Regions from separate parts of the Mus musculus genome. Here regions 2, 3 and 4 are each linked to region 1. The links are chromatin loops, found by intact Hi-C in ENCODE. Cell type or tissue: heart. All regions are shown on one strand. Each heading gives the region's core, and the rest is flanking DNA. Links, peaks and the distances in the headings are about the cores only.

Region 1 (7,811 bases), core at 1,132-6,131:
GTAAGGGGCACTGAGGTTGAGGGAATGAATAGGATCTAGAAGGCAGGGCTTTTTGTGTCTTCTCAGTGGGCGGATCTTGACCTGCAGGCACGCGGGTGTGTTTATGGACCTGACAGTGTAGCTCGAGGAGGCTGGTTTACAAGGTATTTTAGGGCTTAAGCTAGGGGTAACCCCTAGCCCAGTCTAGAGGGAGAGGTGTGCAAACTGTATTTTATGGAGCATATGAGAATAAAATAGCCTCAAGAATGAGGAATTATGTGGATGAAGGCCAGAGGAAGGAGAGTGGCCCTGAGCCATCATTCCAGAGCCTATTCCAGAAGGCCATTGAGTATCTGAGGGGTGAAGAGGTGAGGGCCCAGATCACAAGGTACCCAGAGACCACTGACCACGTTGTAGACTTGAGTGGCTTTCTTTGGACGCTCTCCATGTTCCCTGCTGGAGCGGTTTTATCTAAATAAGCATTTCTGGGTTCAGCTCAGATTTAACCAAACTCTATGACTAGGACTCTCAGAATCAGCAGTTTTAAGCAAACTCCCTGGGGGCTGGGGGTAGATCCTGACACTCACAGATATAGGCAACAGGCCTCAGTGAGTCATCTCGAGCAAATGGGGAGAGAGGAGATGTCTCAGTGGTTAAGAGTGCATACCGACCCCTCTTGAAGAAGTTCTGAGTTCGGTTCCCAGCACTCCCAACAGGCAGCTTACACCCATCTATAACTCCGGGGGCTCTGAACCCACCTTCTGGTCTCTTTGGGTGCTGTTCTCTGCACCCCACATATGGATAACTTAAAAAAAGACATTTAAGGAAGGAAAAGCAAGGAAGCCTCCCCTAGGGATGGAACACAGGGCCTCGTGAGTGATGGGCGGGCACCCGACCACCAGCAGCTCCCCCAGCCCACTTGTCACTGGGAGTGCTCTCTCTGATGGGTAGACCTTAAGCAGGGCTGTTTGCCCAGAGAGCAAGAGAGTGGGGGAGGAAAGGATGTTGACCGAATAGGTCAAGGTGAAAGAGGAGGCCAAGGGCCACGACTGGAGCTCCAGGGGTGGAGGGAAAGGAAACACGGATAGAGGGGAAAGGACAGGGGTCAAGGAATGGGCTTCGATGTGTGGAGTGAGGCATCCTGGATCTCAGATGGGAAAAGAGATAGGGTGAGAGGAGGGGGAGGGGAGATAGAGAGGCCACATCAGGCCTCCAAGATGTAAGGTCACAGGAGGGAGTAGGGAAGATTTCCCTAGGACACAGGACATGTAAATTCAGGAAGAGCAGGGGACCCCAGAGCAGAATTGCTTTGGGGATTGTCCATCTTAGGAAAAGGGCCAGAGAAGCAACAGTTGGTGGGAGGAGAGAGAGGTTTCTGGGAAGATGGGTCTGCGTGTGAGATCAGGGCTACTGTGGGCAGGGGGATGGAGCGGAAGATGGAGATGATGAGGTGAGGTTGTATCAGGGATGGCTAGCAGGCTGAGCAGTTTGAACTCTGACCTGTGGCCATAAGAAGGACAGGGAAAGCCACAGCTGTAAGGAACCTGAGTGAGTCCCTTGTGTCCTCACACTGGGGGAGCCTCAGGCTGAGCTCTTGAGCCTGACTCATTCAGCCTTGAGTGTGGTCCAGAGGGACCAGACATCGTACTGAGCAGACCCCTCCCTCGTGACCCAGCAGTTGGTGGCGGGACAAGGCTTGGCTCTGTGGCTGTGGACTTCACGGCTACACTCTCCATTGAGTTCTCCATAGCTTCAGTTTCCATGGCGTCTGAGAGAGGCCATTTGGGAGGCTGCTTAGGGTCTGACCAAGGACAAAAAGGCAGAGGGGCTAGAGGGGCTGGCCTTAGGGCAGTTGGTGGAATAGAGGGAAACAGGATTTGGACGAAGGCCAGGGGAGATAAGCAGAAACCCATCGGCCTTGAGTCCTTCTGAGCTGGGTGGGAGAGGTCAGGGCACTCTCTTCCCTGACTCACCTTCCCCAAGGCCTCCCAGTTCACAGAGAAGGAGACCGAGGCCCAGGCTTGTTCTAGGACTTACCGGGTCCGTGCCATTGGTGGCAGCAGAGCCAGACCAGGCTCATTTGGCTAGTTTCAATCTCAGACCTTCCCTGTACCCTGTAAAGTGCCTTGGGACACAGGTGACATGGGGCAGCTGAAATAGCCAGACTTGTTTTTCTAAAGCTGGGAGTAGGCCCTCTGCCACCCCTTCTGTCCCCACATGCCCCAGCTGTATCCCCATTTTCTCTGACCCCACATGCCCCAGCTGTGCCTCATTTTCTCTGTCCCCACTCCCCACTTGGCTAATCCCTGACACAGTAGCATCATCTTGGAGACTTAGAGCTAAGGCAGGTCCTCAGATCACATGGCCAGCATGTCATGAAGGTCTTCGAAGGTCTACATCTGACCTGAGGATGAAGTCCTGACACTTCCAATTCCTCACGTTCTCTGTTGGAAGTCCCTGAGATCTGACCTCAGTTTCTCTTGCTGCCCTGTTCCTCGAGAGCCCTTATCTGGGCAGAAGGAACGCTGGGTCCTTGTTTCTGCTCATGGATGGGTAGAGCCAGGTTCCTTGGCCATTTGAACTGGGTTTTCTTGCTCTGCCATGGGAAGGGTGACCCTGTGGGGGCCCAGCTTCCCCCTTGAACCCACCGGCTGTTTTCCTCCCTCAGCACCACACCCATGCCCACGTAGACATCTACGAGAAGCAGCTCGTGCCATTCGGCCTGGTGCGCTTTGGTGTGGCACCTGACCATCCTGAAGTAAAGGTGGGTGTTGCCTGGTGCGGAGGGTGGTGTTGGAGACGGTAAAGATGAGAGTAGAGAGGCTCCCTGACATACGGGGCCCATTCCGGGCATCGAGGGCGGTGGGCAGGGGAGGGGGTGAGAGTGAGACTGGCGTGTTCCCTGGAACTACCCTACCTTCTAACGTTCCCCTCCCGATGCTGCATGGCAGAATGTTATCAACACATTTACACAGACAGCCCGCTCAGACCGCTGTGCCTTCCAGGGCAATGTGGTGGTGGGCAGGGACGTGTCGGTTCCAGAGCTTCGGGAAGCCTACCATGCTGTGGTGCTGGTGAGTTCCCGTGTGGAAGGGGTGTGGTTATAAGAGGAGGGGCTGCGGGAGGCAGGAGGCTGGTGCTGAGGCCCTGGGCATGGGTGGTGACTTCGTCTTCCTTCAGAGTTATGGAGCAGAGGACCACCAACCCCTGGGAATTCCTGGCGAGGAGCTGCCTGGAGTGGTCTCAGCCCGGGCCTTTGTGGGCTGGTACAATGGACTTCCCGAGAACCAGGAGGTGAGTTTGAGGGGGACTCCTGCTGCTTCCGGCTGGAGTCAGGACATCGCGCCTCCACCCCACCCCCCTGTTCGACTTTGAGGTCAAGGTAGTGAGGAGAAAGCTGAGGTTGATGTGAGACATCAATGGCTGAGGCAGGCCAGCTGTGGAGACCTTCTGTGGGGCTGAGGGAGAGGGAAGTGGGATGGAGTGGACTGCCTAAGGCAGGCTGGGGGCCCAGCAGACGTGGCCTAAGGTGTCTGCGGATGAGATTAGCCTAATTGGGGCACCCTATCAAGACCTTTCTCTTCCAGCTGGCGCCAGATCTGAGCTGTGACACGGCTGTAATTCTGGGACAGGGGAATGTGGCTCTGGATGTGGCCCGGATCCTGCTGACCCCACCTGAGCACCTGGAGGTGAGGGGTCAGTCAGAGGCCGGAGAGATGGAGTGGGAACGCATTGAGGAGAGAATGCCCCTGAGGGGGTGGGGGGATTCGGGTCTTATTGCTCCCAACAGGAGCCCAGGCAAGGTACCTTCACACCCCAGTGTGCCCTGGGCATTCACACACTCATTCTCCTTCCTCGGAACTTCTGGACTGACCTCCTGCTAGCTAAGAAGTTACATTCCTTCCACTTCTCATTCTTGCCTCAGCTATTCCTTCTGCCCAGAGGTCTTCCAGGCCGTCCTGTGCAGGTGTCCCTTAGATATGGGCTTAGCCACTAGTTGCCTTTACTTCCATTCCATAGCCTTGCTTCACGACTGGGTTTACACCGACGAGAACAGAGGAGTATATCTCTCCCTACAAGATAAGAACCATGTAAGGTTTTAAACTAGCCTGTTTAGCTCAGACAGACTGTTATTGCCTCCGTAAGCCCCTTGTCCTGTTGCGGACCTGTGATAGGCTGTCAGGGAAACCTTACAGGGTGGAAAAAAGTGCTGTTACCTAGGAGCCATTTGCAGGATTGGCGTCAATGCTCTGTGTGGCCACCAGGGGGAGTTGGCGGTATAGATTTTGGACCGATGGTTTTCTCTGGATCAGAGTGGGAAGGAGACCGACTAGCCTTGCAAGTCCCCCTTTTCCAAGTCAAGTCCTCCTTCCCCTTCGTTTGAATCAAGGTCAGATATTTAGCCGTGGCTGGCCGGAAACTCACTGTGTGGATCAGGCTGGCCTCGATTTCACAGAGATACGCATGCCTCTGTCTCCTGTCCCACTGTACCTGGCCTTAAGCGTCTCCTTTTGTGCCAGAAAACAGACATCACAGAGGCTGCATTGGGGGCCCTGAGGCAGAGTCGGGTGAAGACTGTGTGGATAGTGGGCCGGCGTGGGCCCTTGCAAGTAGCGTTCACCATTAAGGTACGGGGCCCAGAAGGGGAGGAGCCAGGGTTGCCTTGGAGTTGCTGCAGGGCCCTTGGGAGTGGCTGCTTCCCTGGATGGAATGGGGAGGAGGCAGGTCCCAGAGGCTTTCCCCACACTGCTCATGGTTTCTCCCACCAGGGCTGAACTCTGGTGGGCCCGGGAGTGCTCAGCGCTCTGGACCTGACCTCCCCCTCCCCCTCCCCCCACCCCCACCCTCAAGGAGCTTCGGGAGATGATTCAGTTGCCAGGAACCCGGCCCATTTTGGATCCTTCGGATTTCTTGGGCCTCCAGGACAGAATTAAGGGTGAGGGGCCAAGTCCAGCCCCCCCAGCTCACAGGAAGGGGATGTCTTAGGTTAAATAAGGCTTGGGGAAGGGCGACCAGAGGGACAACGCTGCAATATTATCCCATGTTGCTGACAGATGTCCCCCGTCCAAGGAGGCGGCTAACAGAACTGCTGCTTCGGACAGCCACGGAGAAGCCAGGAGTGGAAGAGGCTGCCCGCCAGGCACTGGCCTCCCGGGCCTGGGGTCTCCGCTTTTTCCGAAGCCCCCAGCAGGTGCTCCCTACCCCAGATGGCCAACGGGTAGCAGGCATCCGCCTGGCAGTTACTAGTCTAGAGGTGAGTCTCGTGTTACCCAGACTTCCCCTTTTTAGGCTTCCCCCACCCCATCCTGGTGTTACCCACATTCTCCCCAACAGGGTGTTGGGGAGTCCACTCGGGCAGTGCCCACAGGAGACGTGGAGGACCTCCCTTGTGGACTGCTGCTGAGCAGCGTTGGGTATAAGAGCCGCCCCATCGACCCCAGCGTGCCCTTTGACCCCAAGCTTGGAGTCATCCCCAACACAGAGGGCCGGGTTGTGAATGTCCCAGGTGAGATGGTGAGCGAAGGCGGGGCGTCTGAGTCCGGTGGGAGGCTGTCGTGCCAAGACCACACCATCTACCATGGTCTAAGACACAGCTTTGAGACAGGCCCTCCTCCTGCCCCCTCGGCCACATGCTCAGGCAAGCTGGGACATCATTGAGTAAAAATTTGCTGAGGCCTTCTCTGGGCCAGTGCTGATGCTGGCGGGAGATGGCCCCCTGTCCTTGGGGAGCATCAGTCGGCTCACCCGTCTTGTTCATTCATTCAGTAAATGTTCCTAAGGGCCTGCAGAACCGTGATGAGAAAGTCTCAGCTCATTTGTGTCCTCAGGGAGCGGCTCTTCCACATGGAAGCTGTGGGGAGGGACGGTGGTGTGGGTGAAACAAGACTCTGTCATGGACCAGGCGTAATGGTGCCCACCTTTAATCCCAGCACTCGGGAGGCAGAGGCAGGCAGATCTCTGAGTTTGAAGCTAATCTGGTCTACACAGTGAGTTCCAGGACAATCAGGACTACACAGAACCCTGTCTAGAAAAACCAAAACAACAACAACAACACACACACAGTTGTGATAGTGAGCCGGTGGCTGTAGTAAGCCCACTGTGTGGTCTACTGGGAGACATGGAAGACGTGTATGTGTGTATAGTTCAGGATACAGACTTGCTAGGTGGTGTTCAGCTACGCTCTCTCTGTTGACTCTCTCAGGCCTCTACTGCAGTGGCTGGGTGAAGAGGGGACCCACAGGTGTCATCACCACAACCATGACAGACAGCTTCCTCACCAGCCAGGCGCTGCTGGAGGACCTGAAGGCGGGGCTGCTGCCCTCCGGCCCCAGACCCGGCTATGTGGCCATTCAAGCCCTGCTCAGCAATCGAGGTTGGAGCCTAAAGCTGAGGGCTGAGGGTGGGCCAGTGGCTTGTCTTTGGAACTTTACCCTTTGAGAGGAGGGCCCTAAGGGGCTGAGAGGAGGTGACAGGCCCATCTTTGTATTCGCCTCAGGAGTCCGGCCAGTGTCTTTCTCAGACTGGGAGAAGCTGGATGCTGAGGAAGTCTCTCGAGGCCAAGGTACTGGGAAACCAAGGGAGAAGCTGGTGGATCGAAGAGAGATGCTGCGGCTGCTGGGCCACTGAACCTGGGCCCCAGCCCCTACCGTGCAAGACAAGAGCCGGACAGTCTGGGTTGGACTCTTCTCTCGTTCATTATGTTATTGACGGCCCTGGCTTAGACGCCGAACCGTGCCCTTTCCAGGGGCCTCTGAGCTCTGCCTTCTGCAAGCTGACCTCCCAGTGTGGCTTGAGGCCAAGGAGGGAACCTGAAGCTAGGGATGGATGGAGATACAGACTGACCCTACCCGTCCTGCTTCCTTTCTGATGGACCTTGGAGGGCCTCTAGAACGGAACACAGTGGAAATAAAACAGATGTGCCTAAGACCCATGGCTGATAGCTACCATTTTTGGGGGGCTGGGGGTGCTGTTACTGTGTAGCTCCTGTTTGCCTGTGGCTGCCAGAGGGAACTAAGAAAACAGATCCTTGCTCAAGAGTGTCCTGGGGACAGTGGGGATTGGGGGGGAGGGGGCTGCAGTGGGGATGGGGGCAGGGCATACACCTATCCTCCCTTTCCTGTCTTTCCTGCTTCTTCGGCCTCTTCAGTTCACACTTCAGTCACTGGTGATGAATCCCTTACAAGTCTGCCCTGCTAACCTCGCTGCCTGGTGCCCCCAGGACAGAGAAACAGTGACAAAAGAAGGTCCCCCAGTGTGCCCCTGTCTCTCCTGGGTGCTGGCAGGCTTGGCTTGGCCCTCCAGTCTCCATACACTCTGTGCCTTTCCACTTTCAAGCTTCCAGATAAATCCACAAGCCTTTTCAAAAACGACTTCAGCCTACGGCAGTTTAAGGCTTCTTATAGCAGCAAGATGCTGCCTTACTTTAAAAACTGAAAGAACCTCGAAATTAACTGGCCCAAGGTCACACAGCTAGGGAACCGAGGGCTCAAACCCAGGGCTCCTGGCAAGCTGGTGTTTTTCTCCGAGGTTGCCCTTGATTCTGAGCGTCGAGTCTGGGCACAGGGTCCCTGAGCAGGAGAGAGGAGAGGGGCCAGCTAGGAGCACAGGCTGTCAGGGAGGGGCCTGGACGGGCCAGAGGGGCACCGGTGGCCGGCTGGGGCGGGCCGGGGCGGGGCGGAGGCGACCGGCGGTGGCGAGCTCCATCTCAGTCGGCTGGTGAGCCCCGAGAGCGGGAGGCGCGCCTTTGCGCAGCCCGGGACACAGCCCCGCCGCGGGGCGCGGGCCGGGCGCGGGGGCGGGCGGCATTCAGGCCGCGCTACCCGTACTGGTCC
Region 2 (7,811 bases), core at 1,160-6,159, 110 kb after region 1:
ATGGATACCGCTGATCTACATGTGGCGGCGGTATCGATCAGGAAGAGAGAGCCAGTGCGTACTGAAGGGACCCTGCTCCCAGGGTCTGAGCCCTGAACCTGGCCTCCTTCCCTCCTTGTTTTCTAAGGGACAGGGAGGCTCTCAGCACAACTCCTGTTTTGCCAACTGCCCCTCCAGCAGCTGATCCAAACTGGGGTTGTTTGGGGGAAATACCAACCACTGGCAAAACCCAACCAGCCGGCTTACAATCGCTGGACAGAGAAGAGGAGACACCAGGGCGGGACCACCTGCGAGGGTCGGCTCTGCAGGACGCTGCCTGGCCTGTTCCTGCTCCCTCCCCCACCCATCTTTCTCCTTTTCCTCCTCTTCTAAGGTCCTCCCACCAGGCTCCCAGATACCAGCTAGCGAGCGCTTACTCCTCACATTCCAGAGGACCATAAATCCTCCGGGGTGGCAGAGCCACCACCCCCAAGACGCTTCTGCACCTCCTCCCGGCACCCCACCCCCACCCCTAGCTCCGAGACGTTGAGACTTCCTCTCTTTCTTAGAAGTCACTTTAGTCTTGAGAAGGATGAAGTCCAACCGGTGTGAGTTAATGATGCACAAACTAGAGGACCCAGGATGTGGGTAGGGCTGAAGGGGTCCTCCCAGGGACCCTTAGTTATTCAGCCTTTAAGCCACTTTGAGCTACCATCCACAGGGACTGAAGAGAAGAGAGTAGAAAGAGGGAGGGAGGGAGGGAGATGCGGGGGGTGGTGGGGAGAGCTCTTAGCTTAGCTGTAGGCAAGGATAACCCAGGAATGAGTCCGGGTTGTGGGGCGGAATCCAAGGAATGGGAGCAGAGAAGGGGACTGGGTTTCTTTGCGCCGTCTTCGCAAAGTTCAAGCAGTCAGGAGATGCAGGCGGCAAAGGAGCTCCGCTCCCCAGCCAGCCCGGACAGGGCGGTGGGGTCGCTGGTCGCACTCCGAAGCTCGCCTTAGAAACTGCGAAGGCTCCGGGACAGAGGGCAGAAGCCGTTTCCTCCTCGCTGCTCGAGTTTCAGAAAGTGCTTGGAAGTCCGGGGTGCCCGAGTCTCTCTAGAATCCTAGTCCTACACCAAGCCCAACCCGCACTTACCAAGTGGCTCTTTTCGGCCTCATTCTGGTCCCCAGCCTCATGAGTGTCGGCGGCCGCTGGAGGCTCGGCTTGTTCGGACTTCTCCTGGGGGCGCAGCAGCTCTTCCCGGATCGAGACGCCCAGCTTCTTGAGACGCTCGTCGGTCTCCGGGTCGACCACCAGCAGGCGCACGGCGTTCAGCGCTGCGCGGATGCGGCTCACCACCTGCTGATGCGTCTCCTTCTCCACATTCTCACCGTTCACCTCCACCAATCGGTCTCCAGCCAACAACCCCGACTTCTCGGCCGGCGAGCCAGGTTCTACCAGACGGATAAACTGGCCCACCTTGCCCTTCTCCCCGTGCAGGTGGAAGCCGTAGCCATTTGGACCCTTCTCCAGGCAGCAGAGCCGGGGCAGAGGCTCCCCGGCCGCTGCGTCCGCGCTCATCTTGTTCTGCGAAGGCTCAGCGCGGGTGCCGTCGGAGGCCGGGGACTCACGACCTTTCTCCCCGAGCCGCAGAGCTCGAGTTGGGAGCTGAGCACCGCACGGGGCACAGGGAACAGGTGTCCCGGGAACCGCGGTTGCGAACGCACAGGAAGGGAGCCGGCCAATCCCCGCCCTGCGCGGCGTCTGAGCGTTCCAGAACCCGCCCCAGCTCCTAAACCCGAGGGCGGGGCCGCGCGGTGGGTGTGGATCACAGTAGACCAATCAGAAATCACGAACCGGGCTCTTGCGCCAGGGTGAACAAATCTAACCAATCAGGAGAGTGGGGCGTGGCCTGCACTCGGCGCGGCACCCCGCAGCGGGAGAAGAAAAGAGAGCCCAGGAAGTGGAAGTGTTTGTTACCAAGTGCGGAGTTGGGCTGATCGGGCGGGGCCGAGGCCGGGGCTGGGGCGGGGTTCCAGGTACTGAGCCCAGAGGCCCCACGGGCTCCGCTCTGGTTTCCACGTTGTGGAGGGGGATTTAGAAGAGCTAGTCTCTGGGTAAAGGATTCTCAACGCTTTAACCGCCTTGAGCCAAAGCCTGTTGCATAGCTTGGCCCGAGAGAGGGGAGCGACAGTTGCTGGGGAAACCACCCCATGCTCCCCCACACTCACTCCTCCCCCTCCCCAGAGCCAACTTAAGAACCGGACGGATGTCTTCTGTAACACAGTAACACTGTAACAGGGTAACTGTAACAGAATAACTCCGGAGTAGAGTTGTTTAAATAACAAAGTTTCTTCTTGTGGAGCCGCCCCTCTATCCCTGGACATGCATATAGACAGAGGTTTGGGCTCTGATCCCTTCTAGAAACTTGTAGGGCTTGGTAGAGACTGAGGCTCCTTGCAGCCCACCTGGAAGACAGGCTGTCTGAGAACAGATAAATGAATAATAAATAAAGGGCTTAGTTTTGGCAGTAGCCTTTAGCCACGGAGAGAGGGCGGGTGAGACAGCTAGGTAGTCAATCTCAGGATTCACTTCAGAGGGAATGGAAGACTGGCTTTGTTCAACAGAAAAATGACTTGGATTGTGAGATAAGCATTCCAGCTCCCTCTTGCCAGCGCAGATGTGGCCACAGAGGCTGGGGGTGGGGGAGGGTAGTCAGTTAAGGGTAAGTTGAACCTATGAGGACGCCAATGGGTGAAGATGGAATGATTCGGACATTGGGTAACAGTTTCCCACAACGTGCCACGTAACAAACTCTCTAACACGATCCTCCTTCTGGGAATAAACAGAGGGGGAAAAACCGGTCAGAGTATATTTTCCAAAATACTGCAATTTAATTCTGGAAAAACAGAAATGCCAGAGGCCCAGAGCTATGTATGTGACTAGAGCTCCAGCAATCAGCTCAGAGCCCCAGAAGAGAACCCGGAGCCCAGGCTCCTCCCTGATCTTCCTATGAGAGGTCACAGAGAGTTTCCTTATCAACCCAAGTTTAGAGTGCTGACTTTGCTCTGGGAGCAAGATTTCTGCCTTGAAAGCAAATATAGTAACCTCAGATATGTGTAATGCATACTTTCTTGGAGCCTCACTCGCTGCCCAACCTATATAGATGTAGTAAAGCTTCCTTTGGTCATGGATCTGCACACCTCCGAGTGTCCTTCCTTCTAAGGGTCAGATCAGAGCTTTGGGAGACACATGGCCTTGGGCCTACAGGGCTTGTTGCCCCTCTCCGTACCCCAGACTTGCTCATACTTCCTTGTTTTGTGCACATAGCATCAGCCCGCCCCCAAATCGACAACTTCCCACCCTCTCAACCCGATTTAGCGGAAGAGGAAAAGATAAAACCATTTTGCCCTAGTATTGGTCTGAAGTTAAAGAGAGAGAGGGAGAGAGAGAGAGAGCGAGCAAGCTGGGGCTTAGTGGGAAAAACTGGCCTATGGCTTTGTTCAGTTCTGCCTCCCACCCATTCCAGGAGCCAACAAGTTCTTTATCTGGCTCTGACCTCTGCCTTAAATATCCGTGGTGCTGTACACCTTGTCTCGGGATTGGGAGGGAGGGGAAGTTTTTTCCAGACTCTGACCTCTGGTTGTCTAGGAACCCAGGTGGAAAGTTGACAAGAGAGGTTCCATGGGAGAGCGGGGCATCCCCTGGGATGTGAGGTCCAGAGATCAGGAAGGAGTGTTTTCAGGTGCCCCACTGCTCGTGTGTGCTGAAGAAAAAGCCCGTGCACGCTTCCAGAAGGAGGGTTGGGAAAGCCAGAGGTAGCCAAGCAGACTCAGTACCTAGTAATTGCTATTCCTCTTAGGACAATCTCCATGTTTATCTTGCCCAAGGCTTTGGGCTAGCTCCCTGCATGAGGGCCCTTATTATCTTTCTGGGAGCTGGGAGAGGAGAAGTCTGGGGTCTCCTTCACCCCCTTAGTGAGGATTGGTGATGGGGTCACAACCAGCTCCCACACCCTAGCAGTGCTTTGGCGCCCCCTGGTGCTATGCTGGTGCAGTAACACTCTTGCTAGGAGAGAGGCCCAGCCTTTTAGAACTTAGTCCCAGAAAGCAAAGGACCACCGAGTCCCGACCTATTTTGGTTTTGGGGGGCATACGGGTACCTTTTGTGTTATTAGTTTATGTATATTAAGATAAAGTATGAGTATTTAATCCTTCCCATGATGCAGGGAAGCTAAAGAACCTAGGGTAATGGCTACTCCCTTGGCAGGGGCTGCCCACTGAGCCCCCAGCTTCTCCTAGTTGGTGTGGCAGTTGGAGTACTGCATCCCCAAGGGTCTCTGGGCCTCCTCTTAGCCCCTAGGGGGTCACACAAAGGAGCAGCAGCTGGAGCGCTTCTTCTGGGACTCCACATAGTCTCGGATCTGGAAGCTGGGCTCATCAGGCTGCCTCCCTGCACGGTATTTCAGTTCCCTGGAATAGGAAGAATGATGGGACTGGGAGTGTAGAGCCTGACATTCCCCTCCCCCACCACTGGCTTTCCAGATCGTCCTCCGTCCCACCTCAGGCTCCCCTTTCCTGCTCAGCTCTTACTTGGCAATTGCCAGAAAGGCCAACTCCACGTTCATGCCAGTCTTGGCACTGGTCTCCATGAAAGGAACACCATATTCCTGCCCAGGAAGAGAGTATCCTCAGGGCCTGCTTCTGGCCTCCTCTCTCACCATTCACCCAACCCCATTGGCAGTCACTTACCCTGGCCAGTGTCTCTCCATCTTCAGAACGGATCACCCTTTCGCTGCTTACATCGGCCTGTCAAGCCCATGTGTGTCAATCAACTTCTGGGAAGGAAGCATGGATCCCAGAAAGCCTATCTTTTTGCCCCAGGAGCAAGCACTACCTGCCCTCTTCTGGTAGTCTGAGGGACTGCAGGCAGGTGTGATTGGCCTGGAGCCAGGGTTTCTGGGTTGCTCCGGCCATGTGCCCAATGCCAGCCCTGAGCACTTGGGGAGGTGTGTAACTCTAGCAAAGGGTGTGGTGACCCAGCTTCATCAGGTGACAGCCGCTGAATTAAACCCTTTGTACTTAACCCCTGACCCTGTCCATAACAATCTAAGGATGGCTGGCAGCTGAGTCACCTGGCATCTCTCTGGAGGCATTTGAGGCTATTGGTGGAAGGGGCTGCTACTAAAGCTCTGGGGCAGGACAGGCAGAAGCCACAAGACATGTCTGACTCCCACGCTGGAGACCTCAGAGTCCTCTGCCGGAAGGATTTAGGTGGTTATGGAGCTGGGTGGGGCTGGTGCTGAGGCAGTGGGAGAGAAAGGCCGAGCGCATCAGTGCATCGACTGTAGCACAGAGCCACTCACCTTGTTGCCTAGAAGCATAATCACCACGTCTCTCTGGGCATACTCATGAATCTCTGTGAGCCAGGCCTGTGGGAGAGGGCAAGCTGAGCCAGGCTGAGGCCAAGGACCAGGGGAGTCTTCTCCTAGAGTGCTCTGTTGGGATTCTAAAACCACAAAAGGGCTCAGTAATCAAAAGCAACGGGATCAGCCATATGTGGGGGACATGGGGTTTTATACTCCCCACATAGAGGCGGGTGGATAGAACTGGAGGTCAGCCTGAGCAACATATCTAGACTCTACCTCAAAACCAAAACAACCCAACAACAACAAATAGGAATTGAAGGTGGAGATGACTAAGCTTGGCTGGGGATGTACTACAGTAAATATTTGCCTTGACTAAACAAGACACTGGGGTCCATTATCCTGTATTGCCTTTCTGACCAATAAGTACTGTGATTGATTAGTGATGTCTGCCCTGAGAATAGGCTTGGAGATGACCATGATCTCCAGCTTCTATCCTTTTATACCTATCTGTTTTATCCCCTCAGTTTGCTTGTCAGTCCTCAAGGATTGTGCCTTGTCAGCACACAAAACCATAACAATGCTGTGCACAGAGTTGTGTTTGTATTTACTGGTTATGGCCTCTCTAATGGTTTGGCTGTGAGGACACAACCTCCCACTCTGTCTTCTTGAGTTGCAACTTGGCCCGGATGCATGTGGAGTTTTCTGCTTGGGCTTTCTTCCTGTGGATAACTGTCCAGGGTGGAGCTGAGACTGTTCTAAACACTTTGATATATAACACACTCATGAATTGCAGTCAGGGCTATACAGGGCACACCAGCCTGCTCGGTTTTCATGTCACATGAAATAGATAATTCATATCTAATGAAATAGATAGTTACTGCTGAGTGTATTTCAAAGGTGACAGTTCTATGGTCTACCTGCTTTTACAGAATTGAAGCAATCTGGTCTGCAGAAGCCCTGTTCTGGCTGCTCATGACAGGCAGGGTTGTTGGGACAGGGAAAGGACCTTGGGGAGGGGAGGACCTACCCTGATGTTGTCAAAAGAGGACTGGTTGGTGATGTCATACAACAGGAGCAAAGCTGGAGGGGAACAGATATAGAGGACAGTTCAGGGCATCTGCAGAGGTGCTGTGGAATGGGGAGGGGACAGAGGATAAGGGGACTTACCCTGAGCATCTCGGTAATAAGCATGGGTCACACTGCGGAAGCGCTCCTGTCCTGCAGTGTCCCAGATCTAGGAAGAGAGAGAGGTGAGAAGGAGGCAGGGCTAGCTGCTGACTAGAGCACTCATGCTGTGGTATGAGAGCTGTCTGTGAGCTGGAGTGGGTGGGGGAGGGGGGCCGGGGGGGAGCCGTTTCCTTCTTTGGGTTTCTCACAGTTCTCAAGGCTCCCCAGCATCTGACGACCTCTTAAATCGCCTTTCTGGGATCCTAAGCCTATTTACTGCTGTTTCCTCTTCTCCAGCCTAGGGGTTGGGGATCCTTAGCTCAGTAGAGACTCAGAAAACTGGGAGGGAGGGGGCCCGAGGGAGGCTGAGTCGGGCTGAGGGTACTTTGAGTCGCCTTTGATAGGAGAAAGGGTGCCTGGGAACTGCTTTTTCTGCAGATATCAAACAAAGAAAAGCAGTTTCCTCTCATGGGCCCCACAGGAAGTTACCCCAGGCTGAGGCCAGGGCTGCAGGCCTGTGGTTCAGGTTGAGAGGCAAGCAAGCACGAGCCCCTCCTCCGCCCCAGCTTCTGCTTGTACCTGAAGCTTCACCCTGGCACCATCCACTGTCACCACTTTATTCTGAAAGAGAAAAGGGCAGAGGGTCGGGATGGGATGGGAGGGGAGGGGAGGCTGGCCCCCAGAGTTCTGCCAATTTCCTGTCCCAGTCAGTGGGGCATTGTGGTGAGCCTGAGACATCTTCAGCCAACAGAGCAGTGGGGACCTGCTCGAAGATCCCTCCATCCATTCTTCTCCTAACCTAGCGAGGCAGCGAGAACCTTCAAACCTGCCTGGTCCTCTGTTGGACTCAGCAGGCAGCACAGGGAGGGTGTGCGAGGCTCTGCCCCTTCCCTGCTTCAATCTCTGTCTCTCAGGGTTCACCTTTAGTGATGAGGCACCCATTAGCATCCCGAGGCCTTCTGAGGCTTGACCATCTTTCCCCATAGTTCTCTCCATGAAGCCTCAGCACTCAGTTCACTGGGAGAAGCATGAAGCTTCTGTAGGCTCACCTGCTAGGGCTAGGCCCTTTCCCTCTGGGATCCTTTGATATATAGTACTCAGTGGTCCCTCTTGCACACTGATATAGAGATCTTAGATACCTGGGGATGGGGAGTGGGATGGGAGACAGCCCTGAGATCTGTTGCCTTTGAATCCAGACCTTCAGCTACTTGGCAATTGCTTCTTGAAAACTGACCTTGACAGAAGAGCCCAGTTCAGATGACCACTAGAAAGGGGCTCTCTGGACTTAAGACCATGAAGCTACCTTGTTTTGGGG
Region 3 (7,811 bases), core at 861-5,860, 69 kb after region 1:
CAAAACCCAACACTTGCCTGTATGTACCTCACTGGCGTGGAGTAAGGCCACCAAGACACGGGAAGTCTCCGGAACGCAAGACCCTTGCAGAGTACCCCTCAAACTGCATAAGCGCACAACAGACTGCTAGCCTGAACCTGGAGGCGCACTCCATGCCACACGTGACTCTGCGGCTAAGACCTCACTCCTGAGCCAGAGTGTGGCAGAGTGCAGGACTCTTCTCTGAACCAAGGGCTGAGCCCAGAAAGAAAGGAGTTTGAATGCTTTCTGCCATTCACGCTGGCCTTGCGTGCCCCAGCTGGGGAGAGGACACTCACCAGATAGATTCGGTAGACATCCACCCGGCGCAGGGGGCCCCAGCACAGATCAGTGTCGTTGTATCTGGCGTCTGTATCCACGCCGCAAGAGTCATTTCCAGAGACGCTGCTGAAGAGAGTAATGGCAAACTGGGGCTCAGCATGGGCAGGGAGTGACAGTGGGGCTTCAGCTCGGACTTCCCACAAACTACCACTTAGGACAAGCCCCACTTGGTCATGCAGCACAATGGCTCACAGGTCTGGGGATACAGACCGTGCCTTTGGAAGACAGAGGGCACAGCTTGCCCTGTGGTGAAGAAGGGCCCTGGGTGTGACATTCCTTAGGCTGTGGGTTTGTTTAGGGCTGTGCTTCTATGGAAGCCCCTCCTGCCCTGCCCGTGGGTCTGCAGCCAACCTGAGGGCGGAAGATGAGGGGTACTCACCAGGTCACCTGCATGAGGGACACGGGCACCGCGGCCGCGTAGATGGCGAGGTCTCCATACAGGTAAGTAATGATGCAGAAATAGAACAAGTTGACCCCCACTGAAAGCAACAAAGTCACAGGTCAGGGAGCCAGAGGCAGACACGTCTGCGTCCTTTTTGGACGCCTGAGTCTTTCTTTACTGCTTCCGCTGTTCTCAGTTCTTCAGGCCATTTTGCCTTCTACAAAAAGTGGGAAAAAAAATGACCCCAAATTCCTGTTTCTTATTCTGGCTGGCTAAACTGTGAGGCTGGCAGGAGATGCATCAGCTTGGGACTGGTGCCTGAGAGATTCGTCGAACCTGAAGATCAGAGAGAGGGATCAAATCTACACTGGCAGGCCCGGAGAGATGGCTCAGTGGGTGAAGGCATTTGTCGCCATGCCTGATGATCTAAGTTCAGTCCCTGTAGTCTATGTGATAGAAGGAGAGAAGCAATCTTGGCAGGTTGCCATGGGCCTCACCCCTGGCCTCAGCACACATGCCCCCAACCCCAAACAAAAGAAATAGTATAATAAATAAATAAATAAATAAATAAATAAATAAATGGATGGATTTGGGTACAAAGATCCAGGCACGAGCCCCAGAGAAGCTTAGACACGAGTAGCTGGGGCTAACCCCTAAGGCTAACACACGGTCCCAGACAACCAGCTCCAGACTCGCATTCGGACTCAGTGCTCAGGATGCCATGCTGCTGGTTTCTCTGAGAACAGGCAGATAAACGAAGTGACAGTTCCCTTCTAATCCTGGTGGCTCAGAACAGCCCACAGGTCCCCAGGGGAAAGCTCGGTACTTGTTAGTCCTAGGCTATGTGAGGTCAGCTATGTTCCTCGGAATCCTGAGAAAAAACGGCCAGGAAAACAGAATTAAAAAAACCAAACAAACAAACAAAAAAAAAAACGAACCCACGAAGGCACGGCGTGAGCTTTTTAAACATGACAGGTGTCATATCCTTCCCTGACACGTCAGAATTGACCTTGATGTGGCTTGAAGCTCCTGGGGCTGTCTGTCACTCATGACCCCAGGCTCTAGGTACAGCCCACTCCAGCCCGCCTTTCCTCTCAGATGGCCGATGCCCTCAGTGGGAAGGCATTACTGCCTCCAGCCGCTTCCTCCCACCCTCCAACAGCTACAGCCGTGGCTGTTTATGAACTGTCAGCCCTCCTTGATCAATAAAATTTCATTACTAGACACAAAGTAGGAGGATCAATGAACTTCCCGAGAGGACATTAATGTCTGAGCCTGGCATTTCTAATGACAAGGAATGAGTGTGGAGCCCTGGGGAGCCTTTTGTGGAGGGTGCAGCTCCGCCACAGGTGATGGAACAACCTGGTGGTCTGAGTTATTGAACAGAGAGGAGCAGGGGCGGGCTCTGGAACTAGAGGCCAGAAACGCTGTCTCACTGTCCTATATGCTCAGGACAGGATGCCCTGACAGAGGGTTACCAGCTCAATGTCCCCAGTACCAAGCCTGAGAAGCCCTGCAAGGAGGTGCCAGGGGGGCTCTTCAATGGCTGAGGTGGCTCCCACACAAATGGCTAATTTTTATGGAATGTGGGCAGACAAGACAATACAAACTGCTAGTGCATAAAAGTCTTAAGAAGTCAGGGCTGGGGCATGGGATTACATGCTCCTGTAATCCTAGCACTGAGGGCGAGAATGGCAGTCAGCCTCACTGCATCTGTGAGCCCCAGGTTCAGTGCAGGACCTTCTCTGAAAATATATGGAGGAAAGAGGAAGAAGATGTCTGATGTCAGCCTCTGGCTTCTACACGCATGTACGTCTGTCACGCACATACACAGACATGTAAACAAATAAGAAGGGAAATCAGGACGGGCTACAGAACATATCATCAAGTGAGACGGTTTAGAACCTGTGTGTGTTCTCCCACTGAAGCGCAGTCGGTTTTTTCCAATGTTGAATTTGGATAACGCCTAGCAGCTCCCAGAAGAGGACGCGTATGTGCTCTCCCTTGGTGGGGGCCAGTGACAGAAGGGGACACAGGAAAGGCATAAATGTGGCCTCAACAAAGCCATGCTGACTTTGATGGATCACGCAAACCTCTACTGGGCTGGCCCAGAGAGGAGAATGGAGCCCGCTCCAGCCAGCCTGTGCCCGCAGTCACCCTTCCTGGACCAATCACCAATCTGCACCTTGGATGGCACACTGAGCGCTTGGTGTTTAGTTCCAAGTCAAGTGGGTTCCCATTTCTGCAATCCTCCCCCCAGCACTCCACAGCCACACGCAAGACCAGAACTGACAGAGATGCCCCACTTGGCAAATGGGGAGGCTTTGGCAGAGGGGCCTAAGGTCTTCTACGTCAGCTTAGAAAGAAGGGCGTACGGAGGCTGTGCTCCACACCTGCGGAGGTAGGGACAGCAAAGGTCTATGCACTACTAAGTATTAAGCTCTATAAACAGCTCGGTTTCCAAAAAACAAGATTTGCCACAGAGACAGAAATGGCTATCTCTGGCAGATAGTGGCGTCAGGTGGACACCTGCAGGTTGTAGCAAATGCCAGCCAGGAGCAAGCAGAGCCCGGAAGGCACAGTTGCCTGAGCTCTCCAGTGCTCCATTACCGCTGGGCGACATCGATGTGGGCTTCTGGCTCCCTCTGCTGGCGACAGGGGGCGGGTGCTCGAGGCAGAGTCTATAGCTGTGGGCCACTGGCTCCTTTAGTTGGAAGGTAAACTAGGACTCCTGACCCGTCTGTACTAGTCAGATGGATAAGCCTTGTTCTTCAGGCTAGTGCGCAGTGAGGAACCCCAGGAAGATAACAGAAAGCTGGCCAGGCCTCCCGGCAAGATGGCTGCTCTGCTCCCACCCACCTGCCCTGCCCTTCAACACGGAGCCCCAGCAGTTTCAGCAAGGGTCGCATGTGCCCGTTCCACACACCATCCCAGAGTGACTGTTACCTTTATTGAAGAACATGGAAGCCATCTGTCCCATTTCCACCCGGTCTGTGATTTCAAAAAGGTTGGCAGATGAGCGTCTCTCTGTGGGGCCGGAACAAACATGGTTGTTCACCAGAAGAGCCCTGAGGGGGCTGCTTGAACTCTGGGAATTCTCTAGAGCAACTGTATCAGCAAGCTGCTGCTTCTCCCCTCAAGCCCGATTGAGTCCTCGCGCTTGCCAGTCAGCTAGGCCATCTTTACTGAGATGCACGTCCCAGCAGGACTAATCTTCCTTCTAGTATGTCTTGCTTCAAGCATTTGAAGTCTTTTTGATTTCTTTAGTTCTTTTGTGTGTATGGTACTGGGGATAAAGTCTGAGCTCAGGGCACACTGGGGAAGTGTATCACCAGCAAGCTTCACCTCACCAGCCCCAAGTCTAAAGAGAATCCAGGCACGCTTCTCATGGGGACAGACAGTGCCCCTAACTCTGGCCAGCACAGGACGAGACAGTGAGGTAAGGGTGTGTGTGTTTCGGGTGGGGGTGGGAGTGTGAGAGATGAAGCCAGAGACTCGGGCAGATGGATGTAGGCAAACCCTGATTATTTCAGTAACTGTACAAGGGCGGGAACTGAGGCCCAGAGCTTAGGTAATGTGCCAATCTATACACAGGGGACAGGCAAAGCCAGCAGAGGATGCTCTGCTCAGGATCCCTACTCCACAGGCCTTCTAAACTGACACTTCAGAGGCCGTCTGCAGGGAAACTCCCCGGGAACCGCTCTACAAAGACAGGGAGCCCCACTGACCAGCAGCCCAAGACTTACGCACAGACAGGATGGGGCGTTTCTCTGCCCTCTCGTAGTTGTCTTGGCTGAGGAGGTCACTGTCTGAGGCTGTGGACGAGTCTTCGTCATCCTCTTCCTGGGAGACAGTAGGATGGATGAGGAGACAAAGGGAGGAGAGAGCTGAGCCCGCAATGGTAAAAAACCCCAGCTGACCCTGGCCCTTGCCTGCTCATTCCTTCCAGAAGGTGTCCCTTGGAGGCTCTGAGTGTCCTGTCACATCAGAAGATGAAGACAGGAGCATTCCTGGGACAATAGTTCAGGACAAACGAGTGAGCTCCAGGTGGCTGTGTCAGGGACAGCAGCCACTATGTGTGTTCCCTTGAAATGTATGTGACTACTTTGCTGCAGCTAAAACTTGGGGCAGGGCTGCCAGGGAGGCCTGCAGAGACTGACAGGGTGAACAACTGAACAGAGGCACCGACTTGAGGACAGGGTGGGGGTGAGGGTGGGGCTAGGGGGGTTGAGGGAGTGCGGGGGGCAATGCACACACCTTGTGGGTCTCCATCCTCTTCCAGCGGAGCTGGGCATTGGCTGCAGCCATGGCTTCCATCGCAAAGGTGGTTGTCACAAAGCTTGGGGGGGAAGCCACATGTTAATGGCATGAGAGTCAGCAGGAAGTACAATCTGACCCAACCCACAAATTCTCAACCACAGCACTCTCTTCTGAGAGGTGTTCTCCACAGAAATTCTGAGATGGTCCTCCCTGGCTAAAATCCACGGTTCAGGGCCTGTGAGGTGGATCAGTGGGTCAAGGTGTTTGCTGCCATGCCTGATGACCTGAGCCGATCACTGAGACCCACATGAAGGACAGAGAGAACCACTCCTACACACACACACACACACACACACACACACACTAAATGTAAAAGGAGAAATTAAAGCATCACTGTGTACACCAAATGATTGCCTTGCCTCAAAGTCACTACCGACATAAGCGTCTATATCCCCTGCACAGGAGAGGGTTATGAAGTCAGCGGAAGGGAGGGTATGCTGGCTGGTTTTATGTCAACTTGACATAGTTTAGAGTTAACTGAAAAGAGGGGACTTCAACTGAAAAAGCCCTCCGTACGATCCAACTGTAAGGCATTGTCTCAATTAGTGATGAATGTGAGAGGGCCCTGCCCATTGTGGGCGGTGCCACCGGTGGTCCTGGGTTCTATAAGAAAGCAGCTGAGCAAGCCATGGATGGGGAGCAAGCCAGTAAGCCGAACCCCTCCATGGCCTCTGCGTCAGCCCCTGGCTCCAGGTTTCTGCCCTGTGTGAGTTCCTGTCCTGACTTCCTTCAGAGGTGAACAGCAACGTGGAGGTGTAAGCCGAATAAGCCCTTTATCACAGCAGTGGTAACCCTGACGAGGACAGAGGGTGACTGCCCAGGCTGGGGTGGAAGTAGGTGGCACTTAGCTAGGTGAGGCAGTCCTGTTACCCAGAAAGGGCCTGCTGGGGCAGACACAAACCTGAGGTGGCGGGCTGATTCAAAGGGGCCTCTTACAGCTTCTAGAAGGGACAGCAGGCATCTTTCTCTTGCTGCCAGAACACAGAGCAGTGGCCAACTTTCAATTTTACACTAACGTGAGGACCGTGGGGACGGAGGCTGAAAGCGCACCTCGACTCTGAGATCCAACCCCTGTTCCTTTGGCAGCACCTTCACTTCCTAAATAATTTGGCTCAATTTTAAAATAGTGTGTACTGTCTCTCTAAAGGGAGACTGGGAAAAGGTACTAGATGCTTCCCCACAGTCCCAGGGCAGCTGGAACACCCTATGCTTCCCTTCACAGTAGACACAGGGTGCTGCCTTTGGCTGCTGCAACCCTGGGGGTGAATCTGCTCAGGTTTACATTTTTCTAAAGACTTTCTGAGGACTACACAGCTCTGTCCTCACACCCTCCAGTACTTACAGCAGCCAGCAGTAAATGCTAAGCCCTACAATCAGGTGGGAAGGGACCTGTGAAGCTGCTCACAGCTAAACCCACATCCCTCCATCAGAGGGTCAAGGACCAGAGGCGGGGCATGAAGCCTGGGGAAGCCCAGGAAGGCTTCTCATTATCTCGCCTAACTGGTCCTTCTAAGGGCTCTGCATTTCTACGCCTTACTGGAAGCGAAACTGAAATCAATCTTAATTAAGGCGTATGAAGGCTTCTTACGGTTGTGCAGAGCCAACTCATTGATCACACTCAAACATAAAAGGGTTTAGCAGAGCGGGGGCGCGGCAGCCCCTACCTGGGGGGCCTCCAATAACCATTCTCCAATCATATGGCTGCTGCCGGTACTGAGCCTTTAAAGGGGACACAGCGACTTGGACAAGAATTCTTGAGCTGCCAGAGCATGAAGTACGTAATGAGCCAACAGTACTCAGAGGTTCACCCCCAAGGTTCCCCAAAATAAGTGACTAAGAAACCGCAATCTTTGGGTGTGATCCCCTCCCATGAGCCTCTTCTGGGTCTGTTCCCTTCAGCTTTTATCTCTGCTTCGTTCTCTCTAGGGTGCTCTTCTCCTCAAGCCCCTGATGTGGTACAGCTCCATCTCGTACCCCCGAACCCCATGCTTCAGCCCCTACACCCCAGCTCCCCACGCCCCCACACTCACAGGCTCTCACACCCCAGCTCCCCACGCCCCCATGCCTAGGGCCCTACTTAAACCTGCAGTCTCCCCACCTCCCCAGCCCCTCTTTTTCTTTTATCACCTTGTAACTTGCTCTCGCTTTATTCTGTGGAAAGCCCCTAACATGGAGGATGGTGTAGGAGAAGCACTGCCTCCCAGGGAGTTAGTCCTTGGAAGAGTCTCCAAGTTTCCCTACCACTTTTTTTTTTTTTTTTTTTTTTTTGTGCACATGCATGTGCGGGGACGGGGTGGCATCTATTATGTGGCTAAGCCTGACCTTCCAGTCCTATTTGTCCTTCCGCTGCACCAGCACTGGATGGGATTACAGGTGTGCACTGCCCCACCTGTTTTTAAGTTTTATTTATTATATATACATGTATATGTATAGCTCTACACACACACACACACACACACACATACACACACATATTTGCCTACATGTATGTATGTGCACCATAAAAACTGTTCACTGCCCATGGAGTGAACAGGAGGAGGGCATCCGATCCCCTGAACCAGAGTTACAGATGTTTGTGAGCCGCCATGGGAACCGAACCCAGGTCCTCAGCAAGAGCAACGTGTGCTCTACACTGCTGAGCCATCTCTGCAGGCCCGACTTCCCACCGCTTCAACATGGGTTCCTACCTGGTGGAGGGGGAGGACTTGCCTTGTTCTAATTACAGCTTGGGCCACTGTGATGGGCCTTC
Region 4 (7,811 bases), core at 1,118-6,117, 46 kb after region 1:
ATAGAGGTCAAGATCTGCAGGTACTTAGTCTTCTGGACATCAAAGAAGGTGAACGGGCCAAGAAGGACGGTGAAGATGGCCTGGGGATGGACGAGAGGAGCAATGAGAAGGTGTGCAGGGCTGGACACCAGGCAGGCTGTGAAGGGGGCCACAGCCTGTGCACAGGGCTGAGGCCTCGCAGTAAGACAGCTGAATGCTCGGACTTTCTGGCAGAGCCTCCCTGGGGCCTATCCGCATCACTGAAGATGAATTCCAAGGGCTAGGCAGGATGAGAGAGCCAGAGCCTCCTGCTCGAATGTCACTGCTACGTCTAGGCAGTGACATCCAGGCTTCATCCTGGGACCTCCACCCAATCCGTTCTGCCGACTTCAGTAGGTACTGATGAGGGAGCCCCAGGCCCAGTAGTGTGCTGTGCGGAGTGTGGATCAGAAATGAAGCAGCAGTGAGGACTACCAGATAGGCCCTCACCATCACGGGGAAGAGAGGACAGAGGGAACAGGGGACACGAGGGCTCTCAGAGGCAGCCGAGAGGATAAGGGTGCCATCTTCAGCAAGGATTGGAAGGCAGAGGACAAGATTGACAGGAAGGGCCTCATCCCGGGGTGGGGCTGGGAGGCAGCTTAGCTGACCGATGCTCACCCTGGGTTCAGTCCCCAGCACTGCATAAACCACGTGGTGGCGCATGCCCGTTATCCCAGGCCCGCTGCTCCAGCGCTCTGAGGGTCATCCTTATCCACAGAGGTCAGGGATGGGAAGTGAACGGCCCAGAGACCCGGGGGCCTTGTGGTACTGGCCCCTTAGTTTCCTTTTCTTTGGAGAACAAGGGAAAACACTTAACTTAAAAAAAGAAAAATTAAACCCTGCTTTAGACTGCTGGCCCATGGGGTAGGTAACCCCTTTACAAAAAGCATGGGGGTGGGGGGGGGGGGAGATGTGGTGGTGTCTCAGAGGGGGAGGGGCTGTGCTTTCCATGCCAAATTGGCTGCTCAGGAAGCAGAGGGATTAAAAGCTGCTCCTCGGAGTTAAGATGGTGCCATTTCCAATCTGCCACTCGGAAGCGGGCGAAACATCAGGCCTTATTAACATTTACACTGTGCCATTTCATCACGAGGATGCTAATGACACTCACCAGAGATGCAGCATACGGTGGGGTGGCAAGGAGCCTTGCGGAACCTGGGGAGAGCGGCCTACAGTAGGGAGCTGGGCTCTGGCCCTATGAACGGCTGTGATGGCTGTGACTCTATCACGGGCTGCCAAGTAGGGGGGGGGGGGTGGACCAGACAGTTCCTGTGACAGGCAGGAGGGAGCTCCTGGGGGGATGGGGAGCCCGCCCCACCCTCTCCACAAGGAGGGCAGGAAGTGGGGGAAGCTGTAACCTCTTATCCATGTCCATTATCTCTGTGAGAGTGAATGACAAGATTCCAGAGCCGCCTAAGAAAGGCTCTAATTAGCTGGGCTGGGTGAAGGCACCCTGGCAGTCACCAGGGCTGTGAGATTTCTGAAGAGAAGGGCTTTTGGCTGGGGGCCTCAAGACCAGCCCTTCTTCTCAAGTCAGGAAGTGGGGGACAGAGAAGCATTTGTTTGGGCCTGGGTGACAGAGGAAGTCAGGGGAAGGGTGGCTCTGTGGCAAAGGCAGGTGTCTGCGTGGCCCAGGCAGGAAAGCTGAACCATGGTAAGTAACACGCACACCAGCCACCACCCTGGTTGAACCTGTCCGTGTGTGGCACCACCAGTAAGTCAGTCAGTTAGGAAAATTACCGCTTCAGGGGAACTTTCCATTGATGAAATTCTCTTTTGAAGCAGAGAAGGGGCTGACAGGGAGATGCACAAACACAAAAACGTGTCCAGACGACTTTGGTCTGTTGGGAACTGGGCTCTTGGTACGCCTGGGGCTCTGGGCAACTCAGCTCTGACCTGTGATGTCTCCAGCTGCGGTGTCCAGCTGTGGAAGCCAGAAATCGTGGGGTGGCTCACGTGGAAGGTCAGATGTCATATGAGCACGAAGCCTGAGATTTAGAATGTTCTATTGCATGAAAACAGTATGAAGGGGTGGGAGTGTTCTGGAGGGCAGGGTCACGCTACAGGGGCCCTTGCACAGAGTCCTCATCTGTCTTCTTTGTCCTCAGTGCACACGTGTAAAGACTCGAGGACACGAGATACCCCATCTTATGGGGGTAGACTCCTAAATGCAGAGGGTCCCTGGGGCCACCTGAGTGACAGAGAGTTAGAATGAGGGCCCATCTGTTCAGGGTTCCATATGTAGTCCAGACATCAGGTCTGTCCTGGTGGATAAACCTGGTGGTAAAGCGCTCTTTTAAGACTGAGCTCCAACTGGGACACTAATAGCTGGATAGTGGCTGTTTTCTTTCCATAATCAGAGACACAGACCAGCCTCACTGCTGAGGAAGTTGAGGGCCCACCGAGTCTCGGGCAGCACACACCGACTGCCAAACAGCAGCCCCTGAGTGGGGTGCGAGCTCACTCTGCAGAGGGAGCCCAGATGAAACAGGAGACCTGGGGCTGGGCTAATTAACGAACAGGTGTCCTTTGCAAATTAGCCCAAGCCAGAAGCAAGCAGCAGCAGGGGTGGGCCATCCTAGTGACAGGACAGAGGATGGAAGTGGAAGTGGCAAGAGAGAGGTTTGCTGGGGTCTAGCAGGGCAGCGCCTACCACTGAGTGATCAGCAGCTGATGACGTGCGTTTTCTTTTCCTTTTACAGAGACGAGAGAGGAAGCCAAGAGACAGTCTATCCTCTTGGGTCTTCCAGTCTAGCCCATATGACATTATAAATTAGCTGGCTCCTGAGCAAATTTTCCAACCCCCAAATGCCATTGATCAGTTCCAACTCAGTCTCTGTTCAAGGACTCTTGTCACCCCCTCATTACAGAAAGCCGGTGTCCCGGCAGCCAAGTGTGTTTCTTTAAAAAAGGAAGAAAAAGGACCAGCAATGCTTTGATTTCTAATGAAATCTTCAAGCTGGTTTCTGGGAATAAAGTCTGAGACAGATTGGGAGGGGGCAAACGGGGCCACTCGAATCTCTCTTTCTGGGTCAGTGAGTTTTGCTGCGTACCACAGGCCGAGCAGCAGCCTTGCTGGAGCCTTGATGGACATGAGGCAGCTCCTGTTCCCAAGGCACTGCAGGCAGCACTCAGCTGCTGCTTTTTCAGAATGTTCTGGAGTCTACTGTTTATCAGGGCTGTCTGTCTCCCCATGTCCCCAAGCAGGTGACACTCATTCGAGCTGCTCAGGTGCCAGGCGTCCAGCCACCTTCAACCTCTTTCCTGCCTCGAGCAGGGCTGACATAACAAGTCCCCTAGATAGAAAGCTCCAAGCCACAGTCTTCCCAAAGCAGGGGTCCCAGACAGAGAGCTCAGCAAGGCTCCCAATGGTGCCACAGAGCGCCCCCTGCAGGACAAAGCCGCACCCAGTGCATAGACTAAACATAAGGCTTCCGGAAGCTCAATTTCTCCACCCTGTGTTAGAAATAAGCCTCACTGACAGAGAGCTCCTGGCCTGCAGCCTGACCTCTCTCCCCTGGACACAGGCTAGGGACTGGAATACCTGGGGCAGGTGCTGACAGTCTTACTCGGGGCCGGGCTGTGTGAGCCCCTCAGCCCCCACATAACATGGAGTTTTGTTGAATCCGGAAGCGTCAAGGCTTCAGCTTCGAACACTGGTTCTCAACCTTCTAATACCTCGACCCTTTAACACAGTTCCTTGTGTTGTGGTGAGCCCCAAACATAACATTATTTTCATTGTTACTTCATAACTGTAATTTTGCTACTGTTATGACTCCCAATGCAAACATCTGTGTTTTCCCAAGGTCTAGGCAACACTCCTGTGAAAGCGTCATTTGACCCCTGGAGGGGGTTGAGGCCCATGGGTTGAGAACCGTGGTTCTCCCTGGAGCCTCCTGTGGTGGGCTGAGTGTGCCTAGCACCTTCACTCCCTCTTGCAGTGGTCCTGCCTCAGGTGCCAGCTCGAGCAGGGGAGTTAAATCCTGTGCTGTTGACACGTGGATCTTTAAATCAAGAATGCTACTGTAGCTGAGCTGTGTTCACCTCTGGCCTGATCTCACCACACTTGGCATGCCCTGAAGAAAGGCTCTGGCTCCGATCACTCTTGTCTTGAACAGAATGGAGCGCACTGTCGGCTGTTTAGAAGGGAATACGTGAGTGGCAGTCTACACTGTAGCACCAGCCACACGGTGTGATACCTACTTTCCCTGTCCCCAAATCTTCCTGGCCAGAGAAACAAAACAAAAAATACATTTGGTGTCAATCATGAATTGGCTCTCCCATAAGAGCTTGCAGAATCTCTCGGGTCCCACAGCCAGACAGGAATCTGTCACAGCCTCAGCCTTCTGGTCCCCGTTCTCATCACTCCACCTCTATCAAAGTCACCCTGTGATGACATCACTGCTCAAGGCCACAGGCGCCTTCACATCTGCAGAGCGCCTACATGTGTGGCTTTCCTCACTCATCTGCAAGGTCATCAGAGCACGTGGGGACCCCCAATCTGACTGGGAAGACGGAGGGACTGGAGAGGCTCAAGGGCAGAGGAAGAAAGTTGCAGGCATTTCCTGACACAGCTTCCTCTGCAAACCCAGCTCTCTGTGTCCATCTCGCAGGGGGCTGTTTTCCTCTGCCCTCTCCTGTGCCCCACCAAGCTAACTTCTACCTTCATGCCTGTGCCCTCTGGACCCTCCTGGTGACAGAGAACTTCTCTTCACTGGCTCCACCTTCAAAGCTCATTCAAATGCCAGCCTCCTCTGCGGTTCCTCCAGGCTTCTCTAGGGCTCGTGACTACATCCACAGTGCTCGGCTGGCACCGCATGACTTCCGTCCTGCGGGGAACAGGGCTCCTGCATCCCCAGCGGGAGTCAGTGTGCTGAGGGCCAGGGCCAGGGCCAGGTCCTTGCTCGTCTAACATCTACATTAGACTGCACATTTGACACAGTTAGGCATGGACGAGTGTTTGCGGACTGTGCTGTGCTCGGTGAAGTGCCTGGGAGGAAGGTGTCACATTGTGCTGGGAGAGAGGCAGCCCTGGCTTTGCTGATTTGCTTTGTAACTCATCGCATCCCTACCCCTACAGCCTTCCTGCCAGGCAGCTATGCAGTACACCTGCTCTGTTGAAAAAAACTGAACAATCACCATGCTGGTGTATGTGTGTTTGTGTATGTATCTTTCCAAACACAGTTTGGAGCGCTGGGAGGTGTGGCTCAATGGGAGAGTGTTCCAAGGGCCCTCGGTTCCATCTCAGAACTGAGGGAAGGGTGAGGGTCTGGAGGAGAGGAGCCTAGCACTCGGCTCTTGCCATCAGCAGAGCTCTCCCTGCCCCCCGCCAGTCAAAGAATCCCTAAACAGCAGAGTCACCAAATGGTACTCTACAGTGGGCCCAAGAAGAGGTGACATGTTTGAAACCCTAAAGCCTTCAAAGGGGCTGTGGTCTTTCTGAACAACTACCTCTTGCTAGGATTCCCAGCCACAAGCCTAGCCATCAGCTCTTCCTGAACACAAAGCAACCCCTAAAGCCTGCTTGTCATCTTTCCCTTGCCGAGAGGAGGAGGGGCAGCCTGCAGCTCCTGGTTAGGACTTCACTTCTGGCAAGAAGGCAACGGGAAACACTCACAGAGGCAGGAGTCCACCTCTGTCAGCCAGCCAGCCAGCCAGCCAGCCAGCCAGGGGAGGGTCCCTCCCTCCCATCCCCACCATCTCTGTGGGTGCACATGACAGACGGGGCAGGAAATTCCAGGATGGCATGCTCACATGGTATCCTGCATTCCCACAGAAGGCTCGGGACTGACAGGGTGTGCTGACCCTGCTGGCCACCATGTGCCCTTACATGGGGCACTGAGCAACCAACCTCTTCACTAAGCGAGCAGTTCCTCAAGTGCCTGCATATTTAGGTACCTGCAGAAGGGGGGGAGGGGGGGTGGAGCTTTCAAGGTTCCAGCACTTTCCATTCTGCTTGTCTGCTCCTGGGGTCTTAACGCAAAAGACCCACAGGCTCTACTCCCAGCCTTCTTCCTCCAGGGCTGGTTGGTATCTTTGCTTTCCCTGTTAATTCGGGCGTGGGTGATAAAGGAACTTAGAAACTACAGTGTGGCAATGCTGAGTGTCAGGGCTTTCCTAAACACACAGACTCCGCAAGGGCCGAGGGCAGATTTCACAGGCGCAAGAGTATCTGAGGCCGGGGGGAGTGGGTTCAAGTGGCGGTGGCCACGTGCCAAATGCACAGCTGAGCTGTCTGGACTGATCCTGGAGGGTGTTTCAGATGAGAAAGGGAGGGGCGCCAAGCTTTTGCAGGGCTGCTCCTGTTGAGTGCTGGGGGTTAAAAGCTAATTGGGGTTAATAGCATCTTGGCAAGAGCCCACCCCTAACTGAACTTGCGATGCGTCCTTGACACGTAGGGAAGAAATGCGCAAGGATTCTATTTTTATTTCTCAAGTGGTTGTGAACATTTATTTGCCTAACGGGATCGCAACTTCTGGGGCTTCATCTACCACAGGCAGGTGGGCACAAATGAGTTCACATTGCTGGGATGGGGTAGGGATCAGACAGTGTCCTTGTTGAGCCAGCTTTGTGGGGGTCACTCAGCTTCTCAAAATACATCATATACAGGGCATTTACTCAATGACTGATTGATGGGGGAGAGCCCAGCTCACTGTGGGTGGGGCCATCCTATAAGCAGCCTCCGAAAGCCATGGGGGAGCACCCCTCTATGGCCTCTGCACAGCTCCTGCCTCCAGGTTCCTGCCCTGTCTCCCCTAAGCGATGGACCTTTAACTGGATGTGTAAATTGAAATAAACCCTTCCCTCCCCAAATCGCCCTGGTCAAGGTGCTTCATCAGAGCAGGAGTAACCCTGACTAGGGCAGAAGGTGGTACCAGGATAGTGTGGTAATGCTGTGACAGACCTGAGCAGGTTGTTTTGGGAAGACTGTGGAAAGACTTTGAAACTTTAGGCAAAAAATGCCATTGAGTTGTTCAAAGCTTGGTAAGCTGTTCTGTAGGAGCTTTGGAGACAATAATGTTGAGAAAGTTGCAGATGAAGGAGGCCTGGCTTGTGAAGTTTCAGAGAGAAGCAAAGACTGTGTGACGAGTCTGTGGGTGTCTGGTCTGCTGGGGCTGAAGAGTCAGCTGTGGTTAAGAAGAGACCAGCATCACTGATGAAAAGGCTTCTGGGAAGTGTTTCCTCAGGGTCAGCACACAGAAGCTGTGGTCCAGAGGCAGCCAAGGCTGGCTGTTCTTTGTGCTGGCAACTTAACTTGGTAACCCAGGTGGTACTGGTTTTGAAGGCAGGAAGGGGTCATGGAGAGCAGCTGAGGCTTGGCACTGTGTGACAGGGCTGGAGTCTCTGAATAGAGCCCAGGAGAAGCTCATGATGAAGGAGCAGCCCAGTTGCAGCAGAGACTCCAGCACTGTGGAGATGCCAGTGTCATGGGATGACCACCAAAAACAGCAGCGGTGGCGTGGAGACAGCCTGAGCCTAGAGGAGCGGCTGTGTGTGCTGCAGGGGGAAGAGCCGAGGTGACCCAAGCCACTGGAGGAGCCCAGAAGACCCGAGGGGATCCCAGACACTGGCGTTACACTGTTTACCTGATGGAGCTTGGGTTTGCCGTGTTCAGACTGCGACTGTGCCCTGCTTCTTCCCTCTTCAGTAAGAAAGGGTTTGACAGGAGCTCACACTGAGAGACTTTGGATTTTAAGGAAGCTGAATTTTTAAGTATTTAAAAATTTAAAGACTGTGGAACTTTTAGAATTTGGAATGTTTATAATGTGATATTCATCTTGGGGAAGAATAAG

What was found. Peaks named below come from ENCODE experiments on the same cell type or tissue, not always from the same donor. Only the 100,000 strongest peaks of a DNase experiment are listed, where the experiment ranks them.
Region 2: it touches region 1 in a loop (7-fold over the local background); 25 of 42 quality-filtered maps call a loop at or near these places.
Region 3: a loop joins it to region 1, with 7 times the contacts of the local background. A loop is called at or near these places in 36 of 42 quality-filtered maps.
Region 4: a loop joins it to region 1, with 2.5 times the contacts of the local background. A loop is called at or near these places in 5 of 42 quality-filtered maps.

The regions. Positions count from the first base shown.
Region 1 is chr11:115,267,119-115,274,929 of GRCm38, reverse strand. It overlaps Fdxr (ferredoxin reductase), which reads left to right. Exons shown (of 12, transcript NM_007997.1): 3 at 2,648-2,743; 4 at 2,931-3,053; 5 at 3,160-3,273; 6 at 3,567-3,668; 7 at 4,500-4,607; 8 at 4,831-4,915; 9 at 5,034-5,233; 10 at 5,314-5,485; 11 at 6,182-6,352; 12 at 6,476-6,905. The coding sequence ends at 6,606. Grin2c (glutamate receptor, ionotropic, NMDA2C (epsilon 3)) reads left to right here and starts at 7,687. Exons shown (of 15, transcript NM_010350.2): 1 at 7,687-7,811. In heart, for the core only: a CTCF peak has its summit at 4,229 (motif pointing right); DNase peaks (open chromatin) are centred at 2,994, 3,530, 4,239 and 5,351; H3K27me3 peaks cover 1,995 bases.
Region 2 is chr11:115,157,257-115,165,067 of GRCm38, reverse strand. Rab37 (RAB37, member RAS oncogene family) reads right to left here. Exons shown (of 9, transcript NM_021411.4): 3 at 7,076-7,117; 4 at 6,497-6,563; 5 at 6,357-6,409; 6 at 5,327-5,392; 7 at 4,713-4,769; 8 at 4,554-4,630; 9 at 2,828-4,433. The coding sequence ends at 4,328. Slc9a3r1 (solute carrier family 9 (sodium/hydrogen exchanger), member 3 regulator 1) reads right to left here and starts at 1,727. Exons shown (of 6, transcript NM_012030.2): 1 at 1,117-1,727. The coding sequence starts at 1,542. In heart, for the core only: CTCF peaks have their summits at 1,237, 3,999 (motif pointing left) and 4,875 (motif pointing left); DNase peaks (open chromatin) are centred at 1,817, 3,997, 4,447, 4,877 and 2 weaker places; H3K4me3 peaks cover 1,669 bases; H3K27ac peaks cover 1,467 bases.
Region 3 is chr11:115,198,090-115,205,900 of GRCm38, reverse strand. Tmem104 (transmembrane protein 104) reads right to left here. Exons shown (of 10, transcript NM_001033393.2): 4 at 5,000-5,081; 5 at 4,489-4,585; 6 at 3,689-3,769; 7 at 740-839; 8 at 318-426. Among named protein-coding and RNA genes, the nearest start is that of Tmem104, 15 kb to the right of the region's middle. In heart, for the core only: no CTCF peak of the experiment used is centred there; a DNase peak (open chromatin) is centred at 3,460; H3K27me3 peaks cover 230 bases.
Region 4 is chr11:115,220,690-115,228,500 of GRCm38, reverse strand. Tmem104 (transmembrane protein 104) reads right to left here. Exons shown (of 10, transcript NM_001033393.2): 9 at 1-80. Among named protein-coding and RNA genes, the nearest start is that of Tmem104, 37 kb to the right of the region's middle. In heart, for the core only: CTCF peaks have their summits at 3,417 (motif pointing left) and 5,807; DNase peaks (open chromatin) are centred at 1,318 and 5,730; H3K4me3 peaks cover 662 bases; H3K27ac peaks cover 4,823 bases.